Regions from separate parts of the Homo sapiens genome. Here region 2 is linked to region 1. The links are chromatin loops, found by intact Hi-C in ENCODE. Cell type or tissue: HCT116. All regions are shown on one strand.

The links. Hi-C counts contacts between places; a loop is a spot of excess contacts. Peaks named below come from ENCODE experiments on the same cell type or tissue, not always from the same donor. Only the 100,000 strongest peaks of a DNase experiment are listed, where the experiment ranks them.
Region 2: it touches region 1 in a loop (5-fold over the local background); 84 of 110 quality-filtered maps call a loop at or near these places.

Annotation. Positions count from the first base shown.
Region 1 is chr16:19,082,717-19,090,716 of GRCh38, reverse strand. It overlaps a transcript of COQ7 not described here. Among named protein-coding and RNA genes, the nearest start is that of COQ7-DT, 19 kb to the right of the region's middle. In HCT116, a CTCF peak has its summit at 4,074 (motif pointing left); a DNase peak (open chromatin) is centred at 3,966; H3K4me3 peaks cover 1,768 bases; H3K27ac peaks cover 899 bases.
Region 2 is chr16:19,498,705-19,506,704 of GRCh38, reverse strand. It overlaps TMC5 (transmembrane channel like 5), which reads right to left. Exons shown (of 22, transcript NM_001261841.2): 22 at 7,592-8,000. GDE1 (glycerophosphodiester phosphodiesterase 1) reads left to right here. Exons shown (of 6, transcript NM_016641.4): 5 at 1,613-1,824; 6 at 3,088-5,012. The coding sequence ends at 3,235. It also overlaps the pseudogene RNU4-46P. Among named protein-coding and RNA genes, the nearest start is that of TMC5-AS1, 15 kb to the right of the region's middle. In HCT116, a CTCF peak has its summit at 3,874 (motif pointing right); a DNase peak (open chromatin) is centred at 3,894.

The sequences.
Region 1 (8,000 bases):
GGCACTCACTGTCCAAAGCACTTAATACATTAACCTTCAAATAAAGTTTAATGAGATATAATTACATACCATACAATTCACCAATTTAAGGTATACATTCAGAGTCATGCAACCATCATCACAGTCTATTTTAGAGCATTTTCATTGCTGCAAAGGTAAATCCTGCACCCTTTGCCATTAGCCTCTGATGCCCCAGTTCCCCCTAGCCCTAGGCACTCACTGATCTACTTTCTTTTCTTTTTTTTTTTTTTTTTTTTTTTGAGACAGAGTCTCACTCTGCCACCCAGGCTGGAGTGCAGTGTCGCGATCTCAGCTCACTGCAACCTCCGCCTCCTGGGTTCAAGCGATTCTCATGCCTCAGCCTCCCAAGTAGCTGGGATTACAGGTATACGCCACCACACCTGGCTCATTTTTATATTTTTAGTAGAGATGAGGCTTCTCCATGTTGGCCAGGCTGGTCTTGAACTCCTGACCTCAGTTGATCTGTCATCTCGGCCTCCCAAATGCTAAGATTACAGGCGTGAGCCGCCATGCCCAGCCTACTTTCTGTCTCTACAGATTTGCCTATGCCGGGCATTCTAGGTAAATGGAATCATGCAATAGGTGGTGTTTTGTGACTGGCTTCCTTCACTTAGCATATTGTTTTCAAGGTTCAGCCATGACAACCCAGGTGTTCTCATTTTACAAGTAAGAACATTAGAAGTTGGGTAACACTTGGTAAGTGGTAAGCAAGGATACCTCTCCCATCCCCGCCACTGGTGGTGTAGCCCATTACACTACACTGCCTCTGGGTCCCCATAGAGCTCTCACCCAGGTCTTCACCCACCCTCAAGACCAGCACTACCTAAATGTCCCCCACTGGGTTCCGTCTTCCTGTCTCCAGGCCATCCTGACCCCACTGCCTAATTGTTATCCACTCTCAAGTCCTGACTACATCTTGACCTCCTGGGCTCAGGGGACATTAGGCCTTTTGATCTGCCCAACATCTGTTCTCTCTTCTGGGACACGACTCTGGCTTCCTCTGTGGGAACCACCCCTACCCAACTCTCAGCCCACCGGGCTTGGGTGGAGTTTTTCCCACTCCACCTGCTGCAGGAGTAGCCATGTGGCCAGGCCTGGCCAATGAGAGCTCCACAGGCCTCCCCAGTCCACAGTGATTGGTGGAGGGTCAGGAATGTAACCTGATTGGGGAAAAGTAAGGCTAGAGATGGGGAAGGGGTGTGTGTTGTGGATTCTAGCAGCTTCCCTGTGTTCTGCAGAAGCAAGAGGAAGAGACTGTCATCTTTCTTGTGGATGGAGGAGTGTTAGGATGTCCTATATAGAAGTGCTATGGCCATTTTGCTGCCATAGGTGAGGAGGACCACGGGGCCGGGGGGGTGGGGAGAGGGTCACTGTGAGCCTAATATCAACACTGTGGAAAGCAGTGAAATGAGAGAAAGAGAAAGAAAAGTCGAATGTTTGGTTTCAGTTCCTGGATCAAGCAATACCTGAAGAAAGAGCCCTCTGGATCCCTGATTTAGCAGAGCTAATAACTTCCTATTAGAAGCAAAGGTGGCTCACGTCTGTAATCCCAGCACTTTGGGAGGCTGAGGCGAGCAGATCACTTTGGGCCAGGAGTTCAAGACCAGCCTGGGCAACATGGCGAAACCTCATCTCTACTAAAATACAAAGATTAGCCAGGCATGGTGGTGCACGCCTGTAATACCAGCTACTTGGGAGGCTGTGGCAGGAGAATCGCTTGAACCTGGAAGGCCAAGTTTGCAGTGAGCTATGATGGTGCCGCTGTCCTCCAAAGAAGCAAAAGTGAAATGTTTTGTGTTGCTTTTAAATGATATAAGGGGAAAATATGAATTTCATGTTCTAAAATTCTTTTATTCCTCAGCACTTAGAATAATGTGTGCCCTTAAAGCGGTCAAATGAATAACTCCAATAATTATTCTTTAAGTGCCCATGTGGTCTTATTTAAACATACACACATACACAGAGCATCAATAAGTAAGTGCAACAGGTGTCATTCCCGTGCAGGTTTTTTTTTTTTTAATTGTTGCAATAAAGCCATTTAGAAATTAGGCATGGAAAATACCATAGAGAGGCTGCCGCCCCAGCAGAATGGGAAGCATGGGTGTTTGCCATTGTTTCCACCTGGCAAAGACAGCTTGGTCTGAAACATGTTTCCAGCTGTCACAGCACTGAATAAGTTACAGAAAATTGGAACAATAGGTCATATCCTAGCAGAAAACAGTGCAGGAAAAGCGGGACAGAATGGACATCCTGAATCAGCCCAGGCAAGTAGGATGTAAAGCGGGGAAAGTACATCCAAGCAGAAGCAGATTTAGGATGAATGCTTTTGTGGAATTAAACTATTGCTTCTTCTTTTTAAAAAATTATTATTAATATTATGATTATTATTATTATTGATACGGAGTCTCGCTCTGTCACCCAGACTGGAGTTCAGTGGAACCATCTTAGCTCACTACAACCTCCACCTCCAGGGTTCAAGCGATTCTCCTGCCTCAGCCTCCTGAGTAGCTGAAATTACAGGCACCTGCCACCGCACCTGGCTAATTTTTGTATTTTTAGTAGAGACAGGGTTTCTCCAAGTTGGTGAGGCTGGTCTTGAACTCCTGACTTCAAGTGATCCACTCGCCTTGGCCTCCCAAAGTGCTGGGATTACAGGCGTGAGTCACCGCGCCCGGCCAAATTTATTGAGACAGGGTCTCCCTGTGTTGCACAGCCTGGTCTCAAACTTCTGAGTTCTAGTGATCTGCCTGCCTCGGCCTCTCAAAGTGCTGGAAACCGCACCCGGCTTAAACCATTGCTTCTTAACCAGGGCTACACATCAGAGGTCCTGTGGGAGTTTTTATAATACGGTCATCCCTTAGGCCCAGCCCCATAGCTGCTGCTTCAGTAGGACTGGATAGAGCAGGAGCATTCATAGATTTTTTTTTTTTTTTTAATCTCGGGTTTATTCTGACTGGCATGCCCAGTTAAAAATCCAGGGTTAAACATTGGGAAATTCTAATTTTGGAAATATAATTGGATTTTTTTTAAGTGCAGGGAAGAAAGTATCATAAAGAGAAATTCTCAAAAGAAAGAAAGAAAGAAACACTTTGGGAGGCTGAGGCAGGATCGCTTAAGGCCAGGAGTTCGAGACCAGCCTGGACAAAATAGTGAGACCTCGTCATTAAAAATAAAAATAAAAATGAGATGGGCGCCGGGCGTGGTGGCTCACGCCTGTAATCCCAGCACTTTGGGAGGCCGAGACGGTGGATCACCTGAGGTCAGGAGTTCGAGACCAGACTGGCCAACATGGTGAAACCCCGTCTCTACTTAAAATAAAATTTAAAAAATCAGCTGGGTGTGGTGGTACGCACCTGTAATCCCAGGTACTCGGGAGGCTGAGGCAGGAGAATCGCTTGAACCTGGGTGGCGGAGGTTGCAGTGAGCCGAGATCGTGCCATTGCACTCCAGACTAGGGGACAAGAGCGAGACTTCGTCTCAAAAAAAAAAAAAAAAAAAAAAAAAAAATTAGATGGGCATGGTGGTTCACACCTGTAACCCCAGCACTTTAGGTGGCTGAGGAAGGAGAATCGCTTGAACCTAGGAGTTAGAGGCTGCAGTGAGCTATGGTTAGCCTGGGCGACATAGCAAGACCCTGTCTCTTACAGAAAAAAAAAACAAAAAAACAGTGCAGCCCCTTGGATGTTGTCTGATGCCTGAAGCTGGTTTTTCCACATGGCTCCCCTAGATAGAGTCTAATCGTCCCCGTTTTCCTGTTTCCCTTTTCTGAAAAAGAAAAATGTATCCTCCGGGATAGGACACCCGAGACGCATGGACGGCGCAGACTGGAGCAGCCAGCCGAGCCCTCCGCCTCTGGCCGTGCACACACGTGACATCAGTTCCCGTTCAACAAAGTCGAGATCGCGGGACTGGAGGATTGTGGCCAGGGTATCATATGTACCATATATAACGCGCAGCAATGACCCGGCCCTCCTGCCGGGCGTTGTCCCGCCGGCCTTGCAACAGAGCCTCGCAGGGTTCGCAGCGTGGGGCGCGGGCGCCCTCTGCCGGACACAGGCGGGCGCCGAGGGCCCGAGACCTTCTTTGCCCTTGGCGCGCCCGGGAGCCGATCTCTACGCGATCCAGGATGAAAGAACCTGCAGTGCTCGGGCTCAGCCCCTCAGGGTTGCCGTTTCAGAGGCAGAAGTGGGAGGACGCACGTCCTGGGGGCGAGAAGCGCCTTTTCAAGCTCTGAACACATGAGGTGGGAAAGTGCTTTGCGCTCCGGGATGTTTCTCGGGAACCCGCAGAAGCCAGACATGAGCGGTGTTGAGGCTGAAGCTCCACTTTGAAAGGTGTCTTTGGTTTCCCTGAGTTGGGAAAGGTTGTGTTTTCTTGGCCTCAAATCACCTGGATCAAGGGATCTTAAGGAGGACCTTAATGAGGGTCTGGTGTTTTTATTAAATTATCAGAGGTATGGGATCTTCCCAAGGGTTAAAACCTTGAGCTCGTCCTTCCTTCCCAGGGGTCCCTCCTTCTGAAAGATGGTCCTCCTAAGCGTTAGGGGGCCCCCAAAAGCCTGTGTTAGAAGTAACCCAGGCCGGGCGTGGTGTGGCTCACGCCCATAATCCCAACTACTTGGGAAGCTGAGGCAGGAAGATCGCTTGAGCCTGGGAATTTGAGGCTGCAGTGAGCTATGATCACCCCACTGCCCTCCAGCCTGGACAATAGGAGACCCTGTCTCAGGAAAAAAAAAAAAAAAAAAAAAAGGCAACCCAGATGTCCACCAAGAGGCAAAAAGATAAGATAAGCGGAGGAAGAATGGCTTAGTAGTTAAGTTTACAGCCTCTGGAACCAGGCCAAGGAGGTTCAACCACAGGCCTGGGCTGTGGTAGGAGCTGGGTCAGGTCAGCAGTGGTTCATAGAAGAGTATGGCAGCCAATTAAAGGAACGAGATGGAGCTCTATGAACTGACTTGGGAAGATGGCCAGTGTAGGTCACCGAGTGAAATGCACAGATTGCAGATCCAATGCATAATATTATTCCATTTGGGGAACAATACAAACTCAAACATGTATGTGGATAAAAGATTTCTAAAAACCATCCAGAAAGATACACACTGAATTATTAATAGTAGTTGCTTCTAGGGAACATTTGGAAGAAGAGCCTTTTTTTATTTTTCTCTTTCCTTTTTCTACTTATATGCAGTTTATATTTGATTTTGAGGCAAGTATTACTTTTGGAGGTGGAAAAAAAGAGAAAAATGCACTTAGTGGTAGGTTGCTACTAGCTTATCTCGAAGGAAATTGGTAACAGATTTACCAATTTACTGTTAATCAACAGTCTACAGGGAGATTTACTTGTCACTGTAAATACCCTTTAGCACTGTTGGGATATTTTCCTATGTGCATACATGCATTTTTATTACAAAAAAAAGTTTTAATGTTTTAAAAACAGGGCAATTTAACCTTGTCTTTAGTCCAACAAAAATGTATTGCATGTCAGGTACTCCGCTAAGCCTTGAAGACATGGAAACGACCAAATTGGTGTCTGCCTTGCAGGAGTTTATGGTCTGGCTCAGTGCGCCTCACACTTTTAACGTGCTTCCACATCACCTGGAGCTGGTGTATTGGTTACCTATTGCTGCATAACAAATGACCCCAACACTCAGCAGCTGGAAACAACATTTATCATCTAAAATAGTTGCTGAGGGTCTAATCACTCCTGAGTGATTCAGGAGTGACTTAGCTGGTTGATTCTGGCTTGGGGCCGCTCATGAGGTTGGAGTCAACATGTTGGGGGCTGCAGTCATCTGAAGGCTGAATTGGAGCCAAAGGATTCACTTGCAAGATGGTGTACTCCCATGGCTATTGGCAGGAGGCCTCAGTTCTTGGCCATGTGAGCGTCTCCACAGATTAAGTGCTTGAGTATCCTCATGACATGACAGCTAGCTTCCCCAAGAGTAAGTAATCCCAGGGGGAAAGATGGAAGCTGCAGTGTCTTTTTTTTTTTTAAACAGAATCTGGCTCTGTCATCCCGGCTAGAGTGCAGTGATATGATCATAGCTTAGTGCAGCCTCTAACTCCCGGGCTCAAGTGATCTTCCAACCTCAGCCTCCCAAGTAGCTAAGACTGCATATACCTGCCACCATGCCCAGCTAATTTTTTATTTTTATTTTTTGTAGAGACAGGGTTTTGCTATATTGCCCATGCTGGTCTTGAACTCCTGGCCTCAAGCAAACCTCCTGCCTTGGCCTCCTGAAGTGCTGTGATTACAGGTGTAAGCCACACACGGCCAATCTTTACAGTGTCTTTTATGACCTAACTTTGGATGTCACACTTCATTTCCACCGTGTTCTGTTTGTTAGAAACAAGTCACTGAATACAGCCCACATGGAAGGCAAGGGGAAGCAAGCTCCACCGAACATAGGTGTATCAAGGAATTTGTGGACATACTTTAAAACCACCACATCTTTCTAAAATGCAAATTGTTTGAGTAGGTCTGGAGAGATTCCCAAATTCTGCATTTCTAACATGCTCCCATGTGATACCACTGCCTTTGGTCCATGAACCACACTTTGAATAATGAGAGAATCAAAGACTTGCAAAGAACTATAGTTCAGATCGCCTCCTTGGAACTACAGTGCTTGCAAGAATAATATCCTTTCTCATCCTGCCATCATCTTTGGATAGTGTCCAATTTTAAAATCACATTTTCCCTAAAAGGTCAGATCAGGAAAGTAAGAGAAAGACAAGATTACCTTGTTAATACACAAGGACAAGCTGTAATGGAATTAAAAACAATCAAAGGGAGATTCAAAAAATCTCTCTGGCCTTGTTCTGGAAGCTCTCAGAAGCATAAAACATCAGCCATCAATTCTGAAGGGGAGGCTAAACAAACAGCCTGGGTTTTTAATAAGAATTGTACAAAGTGCTTTATGGGACTAAGACTCCTGGCTGCAGTACTTATAAAATTAGCTTTGATATGGGAGGGCAAGAAATAGCACCCGAGTCTCAGAAGATGAAAGTTTCTTCATGCTCTGCTGGCTTGAAGGGTAGTAAATGTACAAAATCGCTTTCTCATTTAACAGCCAGAATTAAAATTTGCATAAAACTACCCTAAAACAAAGAAACAAACAAACAAAAAACTAAACTAAATCACCTGTATTTTTCCTATTGCTTTGCTCTGTGCTACAGTTTCAATGTGGTTTGTCCCAACCAAAACTCATGTTGAAATTTGATCACCAATGTGGCAGTGTTGGGAGGTGTTTGGATGATCGAGGCGGATCCCTCACGAATAGATGAACGTCCTCCTGCTGGAAGAGCGAGTTCTCGCTTTCTTGGGAATGGGTTAATTCCCAAGAGAGTGCATTGTTAAAAGGTGTCTGGCTTCCTCAGTTTGACTCTTTTGCATCCTGTCTCAATCTCTTTGACATGCCCACTACCCTTCCTCTTTCCACCATTGGTGGAAGCAGTGTGAGGCCTTCACCAGACACAGCTGCCCAATCCTGGACCTTCCAGCCACCAGAATTGTGAGATAAATAAATCTCTTTTCTTTATAAATTACCCAGTCTTGGGTATTTTGTTATAGCAACACAAAACAGACTAAGACAATTTACATGCCATACAATTCACAATTTTAACATGTATGATCCAGTAAATTTAAGTATAGGTTGTGCAACTATCACCGATTCTAGAACATTTTTATCACCCAAAAAAACACTCTGTATCCATTAGCAGTTACTCCCTATTTCTCCCCATCCCCGCCCCTCCAGCCCTAGACGACCACTAATCTACCTTCTGTTTCTATGGATTTGCCTATTCTGGACATTTCATGTAGGTGGAATAATACAATACGTGACCTTTTGTGTCTGGCTTCTTTCACTTAGCATGTTTTAAAATTGTGGTAAAATATACATAAAATTTGCCATTTTAACTATTTTTTTTTTTTTAGACAGAGTCTCACTCTGTTGCCCAGGCTGGAATGCAGTGGTGTGATCT
Region 2 (8,000 bases), 420 kb before region 1:
TCATTCGAATAGGACCCAAGTAAGATCGGCGTGTTACAATCGTAAATCTTTTTTTGTTTGTTTTTGAGACGGAGTCTTGCTCTGTCGCCCAGTGGTATGATCTCGGCTCATCGCAACCTCTGCCTCCCGGGTTCAAGCAATTCTCTTGCCTCAGCCTCCTGAGTAGCTGGGATTACAAGCACACACCACCATGCCTGGCTAATTTTTTTTGTATTTTAGTAGAGACGGGGTTTTGCCATGTTGGCCAGGCTGGTCTCGAGCTCCTGACCTCAGGTGATCTGCCTGCCTCGGCCTCCCAAAATGATTACAGGTGTGAGCCACTATGCCCTGCCGGCAACTGTAAATCTTAAAACTTGCAGGTTCTGTCTCTCTCTCTCTCTGTTTTTTTTGTTTGTTTGTTTTGGGGGGGGTCCTTGTTTTGTATTTACTGAAGAAACCGGATTATTGTTTTGTAGAGTTTACCCAAGTCCAAATTTTGCTGATTATGCCATGATATGGCTTAATATTTTTTTCTCTTTATTTTCTATAAACTGGTAGCGAGAGCTGGAAGCTTGCCTTGATGAGGTTAGGGTTGGTTATTCTTGGCAAGATAACTCTAGAGATGAGGGTGTTTTTCCGTCAGGAGGCACTTGACATCTGGTTGACTCCTGTTGTTTTTGGCTGCTATTGATGCTCATTGGCCAGATCTGTCCATTTTCTAGGGAGCTACAAAATGCTGATATTTTAATTCTATTACTTCTTGCATTAGCTGAAATAGATCTTTAAAAAGAAACTTTTCCTCCTCTACTATTTAGTTACCAAATAGGCAGAATAAATGCTTTATCTTTCCTTTTATTTACCAGTTTCCAGAATAACAAGCTGGTTCCGTAGCATTCTTTACCAGTGACCAACAGAGCATACATTGAAAATTTTTACAGTGAGGATAGAGCCTATCAATAGAAGCTGTCATGGAGTTGAATAGGGTCATGGGGCTTGCAGACATTTGGAACAGTGTTTCCCAAACTTCCTTGACCACAGAGTCCTTTAAAACGTATAAGACATTCCCCCAGAGGAGCACAAGAGCAGAGACTAAAGGAACTCCATCCACATCTCTCCATTTCTCTGTTGTCCTCTCCCATTCTCTCGTCACAATCCCTTCTCTCCCTTCCCACCTCACTTCCCCATCCCCCTCCTCACCCCTACAACTCTTCAGCCATTTGCTCTGGAAAGGGTCAAAACTAAACAGCCCATCTTGAACTGACCTTGGTTCCCTCCTCATTGAGTTCTAATTAATTATCTCTGGCCAGGATTTAAGTCAATAGCCAATTAAAAGTTTATTCTCATGACATTATTAAAATTTGATCCTGAAGTTTTAATTTTTCCATTTTAAAGATAGGATTGCAGTTTTTAAGGACTGGGAAAAAAAAGTTCTCATATGTGCTGCATATTAGTGCTTTACATTCTTCACATTATTTTCTCAAAGGGTTTATGATTGAGAACTTATTTAGTAGATACCGGGGCAGGGTACCAACCATGACCACCTCATCTGATTGAGCACATTGGCTAAATCTAAACTAATAAGTATTCAACTTTACATATGATCATTATTTTACTTCCCCAAATTCCTTTGCAGATGAGACAAACAGATCGGGATGTAATAACAGCATTAACTCACAGACCTTGGAGCCTAAGCCATACAGGAGATGGGAAACCACGCTATGATACTTTCTGGAAACATTTTATATTTGTTATGATGGACATTTTGCTCGATTGGAGCATGCATAATATCTTGTGGTACCTGTGTGGAATTTCAGCTTTCCTCATGCAAAAGGATTTTGTATCCCCGTAAGTTGGAAGGTTTTTTATTTTACCCAGACAGACATCCTGAATGCTCTTATTTGAAAGGAAGGATTAACAGAGTAGACAACCTGAATTGGTTCTGACCTGCAAAGCTTACCATACCTCTAAATTGGATTACCAATTTCGCTTCTTAGGTGGGAAGAGTTCAGGCATATTTCACTGTTTTCAGACCGAGTCGATCACATATTTTCGGTTTTTTAGTGTATTTTGAAGAAAAAAAATGAACCTGTGACACTATGCTGAGCAAGGGATTTTATTTCTGTGACTGGTTTTTTTGAAAGCCAACACAGGATCCTGGGCAGAACCACAGTGAAGACATCCTGTGGGCACCAGCCTCCCCACTACCGTCTTATGTTATAGGCACTCCCCCACCTCTCCCCATAAAATTTCCATTTCCTAACCTGCTAGCGATCTCGGAATCATTTCTTTGGCAATTCTGTATCTGTATATTTCAGCTAATTAGAGTTGTAGGTCTAGTATTATTTCAGACATACATGATTCAGTTCAATAAATATTTGGTAAGTGCCTATACTATTGCAAGGTTCCATGTTGAGAAGCTGAAGATGCAGTGGGTAAAGAATCAAAGCCATGATCTCTGCCCTCGTGACGTTTATAGCCAAGTGGGAGAGTGAGAGATGCTAATCAAATAAAAATCCAATCAATATAAAGTTAAAACTAAGATACAGGCTATGTCAGAGAAAACTGTGCATGGGCTATAATCTAATCTGGTCTGGGTTGTCAGAAACAGCATCCCCAAGGAAGTGACAGTTAAGCTAAGATCTGAAGGGTGAGTGGGAATTGGGAGGAATCCAGATCAGAGAGAAAAATACATGTAATGTGCTCTGGCAGGAAGGAACATGGTTCTTTCCAGGAAGTGAAAGAAAATTAATATTCTTTCAATTAATTTAAAATTAATCAGCACAGAAAAGAAAGGGGGAATGTGGTGTGAGATGAAGCCAAGGAGACAGGTCGGGGCCAGGTCAGGCACACCTTCAGTGGCTGTGCCAAGGACATTTGGGGGTGGCGATCATTAGTGAGCTACTGAAATGTTTTAAGCTGGGACAGTGTAGAGGAGGTTCATGGCATCCTGGGTTTTGGAACAGTCCCTCTGATCACAGTGCAGAGGCCAGTTAGGAGGCATTCTCTGGGCACCATTGGTATGCAGTGAACACCATACTTAGTGGCCATTATGGATTCCTGAGACAGCTGCTTATTATTCTAACAGGATTGGCTTTCCTCTTTCCCCAGGGCCTACTTGAAGAAGTGGTCAGCTAAAGGAATCCAGGTTGTTGGTTGGACTGTTAATACCTTTGATGAAAAGAGTTACTACGAATCCCATCTTGGTTCCAGCTATATCACTGACAGCATGGTAGAAGACTGCGAACCTCACTTCTAGACTTTCACGGTGGGACGAAACGGGTTCAGAAACTGCCAGGGGCCTCATACAGGGATATCAAAATACCCTTTGTGCTAGCCCAGGCCCTGGGGAATCAGGTGACTCACACAAATGCAATAGTTGGTCACTGCATTTTTACCTGAACCAAAGCTAAACCCGGTGTTGCCACCATGCACCATGGCATGCCAGAGTTCAACACTGTTGCTCTTGAAAATCTGGGTCTGAAAAAACGCACAAGAGCCCCTGCCCTGCCCTAGCTGAGGCACACAGGGAGACCCAGTGAGGATAAGCACAGATTGAATTGTACAGTTTGCAGATGCAGATGTAAATGCATGGGACATGCATGATAACTCAGAGTTGACATTTTAAAACTTGCCACACTTATTTCAAATATTTGTACTCAGCTATGTTAACATGTACTGTAGACATCAAACTTGTGGCCATACTAATAAAATTATTAAAAGGAGCACTAAAGGAAAACTGTGTGCCAAGCATCATATCCTAAGGCATACGGAATTTGGGGAAGCCACCATGCAATCCAGTGAGGCTTCAGTGTACAGCAACCAAAATGGTAGGGAGGTCTTGAAGCCAATGAGGGATTTATAGCATCTTGAATAGAGAGCTGCAAACCACCAGGGGGCAGAGTTGCATTTTTCCAGGCTTTTTAGGAAGCTCTGCAACAGATGTGATCTGATCATAGGCAATTAGAACTGGAAGAAACTTCCAAAAATATCTAGGTTTGTCCTCATTTTACAAATGAGGAAACTAAACTCTGTGGAAGGGAAGGGGTTGCCTCAAAAGTCACAGCTTAGCTGGGCACAGTGGCTCATGCCGATAATCCCAGCAATTCAGAAAGCTGAGGCAGGAGGATTACTTGAGGCCAGACTGGGCAATATAGCAAGACCCCATCTCTAAAAAATTAGGCATGGTGGTGCATGCCTGTATTCCCAGCTACTCAGGAGGTTGAGGTGGGAGGATCACTTGAGCCCAGAAGTTCAAGGCTGCAATGAGCCATGATTACACCACGGCACTACAACCTTGGTGGCACAGTGAGAACCTGACTCTTAAAAAAAAAAAAAAAAAAAAAAAAAAAAAGATAACTAGAACTTCTAGAACATCTTGTTTACAGTTAGCCAGAAACTATACAAGTGGTTTAACATGCATTATCTTACTCAATCCATACAAAAGTCTTATGGAGGTGTTAGCACTCTTTCTACTGATGAAGAACTGAGGTACTTCATAAAACCACTTACCCAAGGTGTCTTGAGTCTGGTACAACTGGCATTCAAATCTAGGTCAGTCTGCCCCCAGAGCCACTACCCTTACCCCTCACTGAATCTGCCTTTATATTGTTGAGCCCATGACCCCAAACTGCTCTTTCCAATTTGAACTTCCAGGGATTTTATTGTGAACTTACATAGCAACATTAAAATGAAGTTGAATTGTTTTTAATGGCAACGCCGTCTGTCTCCTCTAGCTTACCGCTTCTCACCTTTCAACCCCATCTGTGGCCTTTGTCCAGGCCCACAGCTTAGCCATGGCTTCCCTCCTGCATCCCTGCCGTGGGTTGCTGGCCTCACACTTGCAGCAGCTGGACAGTGATTTTAGAAGGCCACCAGTCCCCATAGCTATGTGACAATGAGAAGCAAACTTTTTTGTGACAGATTGTATTGGCATAGGCATGATAGATGGGGATTGGTACGTTTTGAATCAGCATTTGCAAAAAAATTGTCTTGAATTTTAAAATAAACAACAAAGATTTGTTCATTGAGTGCAACAAATGTCTAAACTGCATGTACTTCCGTGCCATGTTATGACTAGAGTGAAAGGAGGAGGAAAAAGTGACCAAAGAAGATACATCAGGCCAGGCGTGATGGCTCATACCTGTAATCCCAGCACTTTGGGAGCTGAGGTGGGTGGATCACTTGAGGCCAGGAGTTTGAGACCAGCCTGGCCATGATGGGGAAACCCCATCTCTACTAAAAATACAAACATTAGTTGGGCATGGTGGCACATGCCTGTAATCCCAGCTATTCAGGAGGCTGAAGCAAGGAGAATTGCTTGAACCCAGGAGTCAGAGGTTGCAGTGAGCCAAGATTGTACCACTGCACTCCAGCCTAGGCCAGAGAGCAAGACTCTGTCTCAAAAAAAAAAAAAAAAAAAAAAAAAAGATACCTCTGTTCAACACTAGCTGTTCAACAGGCTGTTCAACACTAGCCTGGGCAACATAGTGAGACCCCATCTCTACAAAAAATTTACAAATAGGGGCTGAGATGGGAGGATCACTGGAGCCTAGCAGGTTGAGGCTGCAGTGAGCTAGGATCGTGCCACTGCACTACAGCCTAGGGGACAGAGTTTGACTCCAATCTTTAAAAATTTCATAATAATAATAATATCCCTTTGTGTTGTGGGAAGATCTCTGGAGAGCCATGAGATCTCTGTCTCTTGATCTTTATCCCAAATCCATTTTACCTTTGATTCAGCCAGGCCAAATTAAGGATTTAGGTCCTATGCTAAGATGGTCAGGGCCTCAAAAGGTGGAGAATTTGAATGATGAAATAAGGTATTAATAACTACTATTAAGCACTTCCTTGGAAGGCTTAGTATAGGGTTAATAACAGGATTTGGAATCAGAGAAAGCCAAGTCTGCCTTCCTATTCAGCAACTTACCAGCTATATGACCTTGGGTAAGTTACTGAATTTATCTGTAAAATAGGGGTAGTATTCTTGCGGTGGTAGTGATTAAATGAAAGAGTGCATGTAAAATCCTTGCTAATTAACATTTATTGACTGCCTACCATGTCCTAGACTGTTTAAAATGCTTTCCATGTACAGTAGTTTCTTTATTTTTTGAGACAGTCTCACTCTGTCACCCAGGCTGAAGCGCAGTGGTGCGATTTCAGCTCACTGCAACCTCTGCCTCCTGGGTCCAAGCAATTCTCCTGCCTCAGCCTCCTGAGTAGCTGGGATTACAGGCGCTTGCCACCACGCCCGGCTAATTTTTGTATTTTTAGTAGAGATAAGGTCTTACCATGTTGGCTGGGCTGGTCTCGAACTCCTGACCTCAGGTGATCCGCCCACCTCAGCCTCCCAAAGTGCGGGGATTACAGGCATGAGCCACTATCCACTGCATGTACACCTCCAGGAGAAGCAGGGCTGCACTGAAGTGGAGACAAGGGATGGAGGTGAAGGGAGAAGCATTCTAGATGGAAGCACTTAGCATCTGGTGAATGAGCAGAAGTGATGCTTTCAGAGAGAGTTCAGATTTCATTGTAGAAGCCCAAGCAGCAGCCGGGCATGGTGGCTCACGCCTGTAATCCCAACACTTTGGGAGGCTGAAGCGAGCGGATCATCTGAGGTCAGGAGTTCAACACCAGCCCAGCCAACATGGTGAAACCCCGTCTCTACTAAAAATACAAAAATTAGCCGGACCTGGTGGCACGCTCCCGTAATCGCAGCTACTCGGGAGGCTGAGGCAGGAGAATCACTTGAACCCAGGAGGGGGAGGTTGCAGTGAGCTGAGATTGTACCACTGCACTCCAGCCTGGGAGACAGAGGGAGGCTCCAACTCCATCTCAAAAAAAAGCAAAGAAAAAAGCACAAACAGCACTAAGATGACCCCAAGGGGAATAAAATCACTTCCAACATCACTTCCATGGGTTGCCTGCACTGACCCCACAGACAAGTCTCCCTTAGTCCCTGTGCTTCTTCAGAGCATCTACTACAACTGTAATTAATTATTGCTTAAGAATTAAATTCATGTCTAAACCTGCTAGACAGGCAGCACCATGAATTGTTCACCATCTTGCTCACCACTATTTGGTCCATATTTGTTGAATGAATGGATGGATGAACACTACATACAACTGTTACCAAAGATGACACCAAAAGAAATTAATTCCTCCGATGAAGTGAATTAATGAAAAAAATAAGTGAATGAAAAAGTGCGTGGTCAAGTGCAGTGGCGTGTGCCTGTAGTCCCAGCTACTTGGCAGGCTGAAGTGGGAGGACTGCTTGACCTAGGAGTTTGAGTCAAAGCTGGCAACACAGCCCAGCCTTATCTCTTAAAAATAAAAAAAAAAGGGAATAAATGACAGCACTGGTTGGGTGCTTGTGTTTCGAATGTATCTTAACTGCTTTCTAAATTCAGTTCCAATTAGGTTTTATGCGAGTGATTACTTAAGAGGAGGCTCCTCTCTCCTGAGTAACTGCACCTTTCTGCTGGACCTTTCAGTGTTAAGAACAGCCACGTGGCTTGTGAATCATTTGGCAAACCTGCAAAAACATTATACACACACGTATTCATTACATATGTGCACACACACACACATTCCACACATCACCACCAGTTTCATATTTGGTTTGAATAAGACTTTTAATTTACTTTATTTATTTATTTATTTATTTTTTTGAGGCAGAGTCTCACTGTTGCCCAGGCTGGAATGCAGTGGTACAATCTCGCCTCACTGCAACCTCTGCCTCCCAGGTTCAAGCAATTCTCCTGCCTCAGCCTCCCGAGTAGCTGGGATTATAGGCATGTACCACCACGCCCAGCTAGTTTTTTTATTTTTAGTAGAGACGGGGTTTCACCATGTTGGCCAGGCTGGTCTTGAACTCCTGACATTAAGTGATCCGCTTGCCTCAGCCTCCCAAAGTGCCGGGATTACAGGCATAAGCCATCGCACCCAGCTAATTTCTTTTCTTTTCTTTTTTCTTATTCAGTCTCCGTAGAGACTGTCAAAAATTGCCAGCGCTGATTATATTT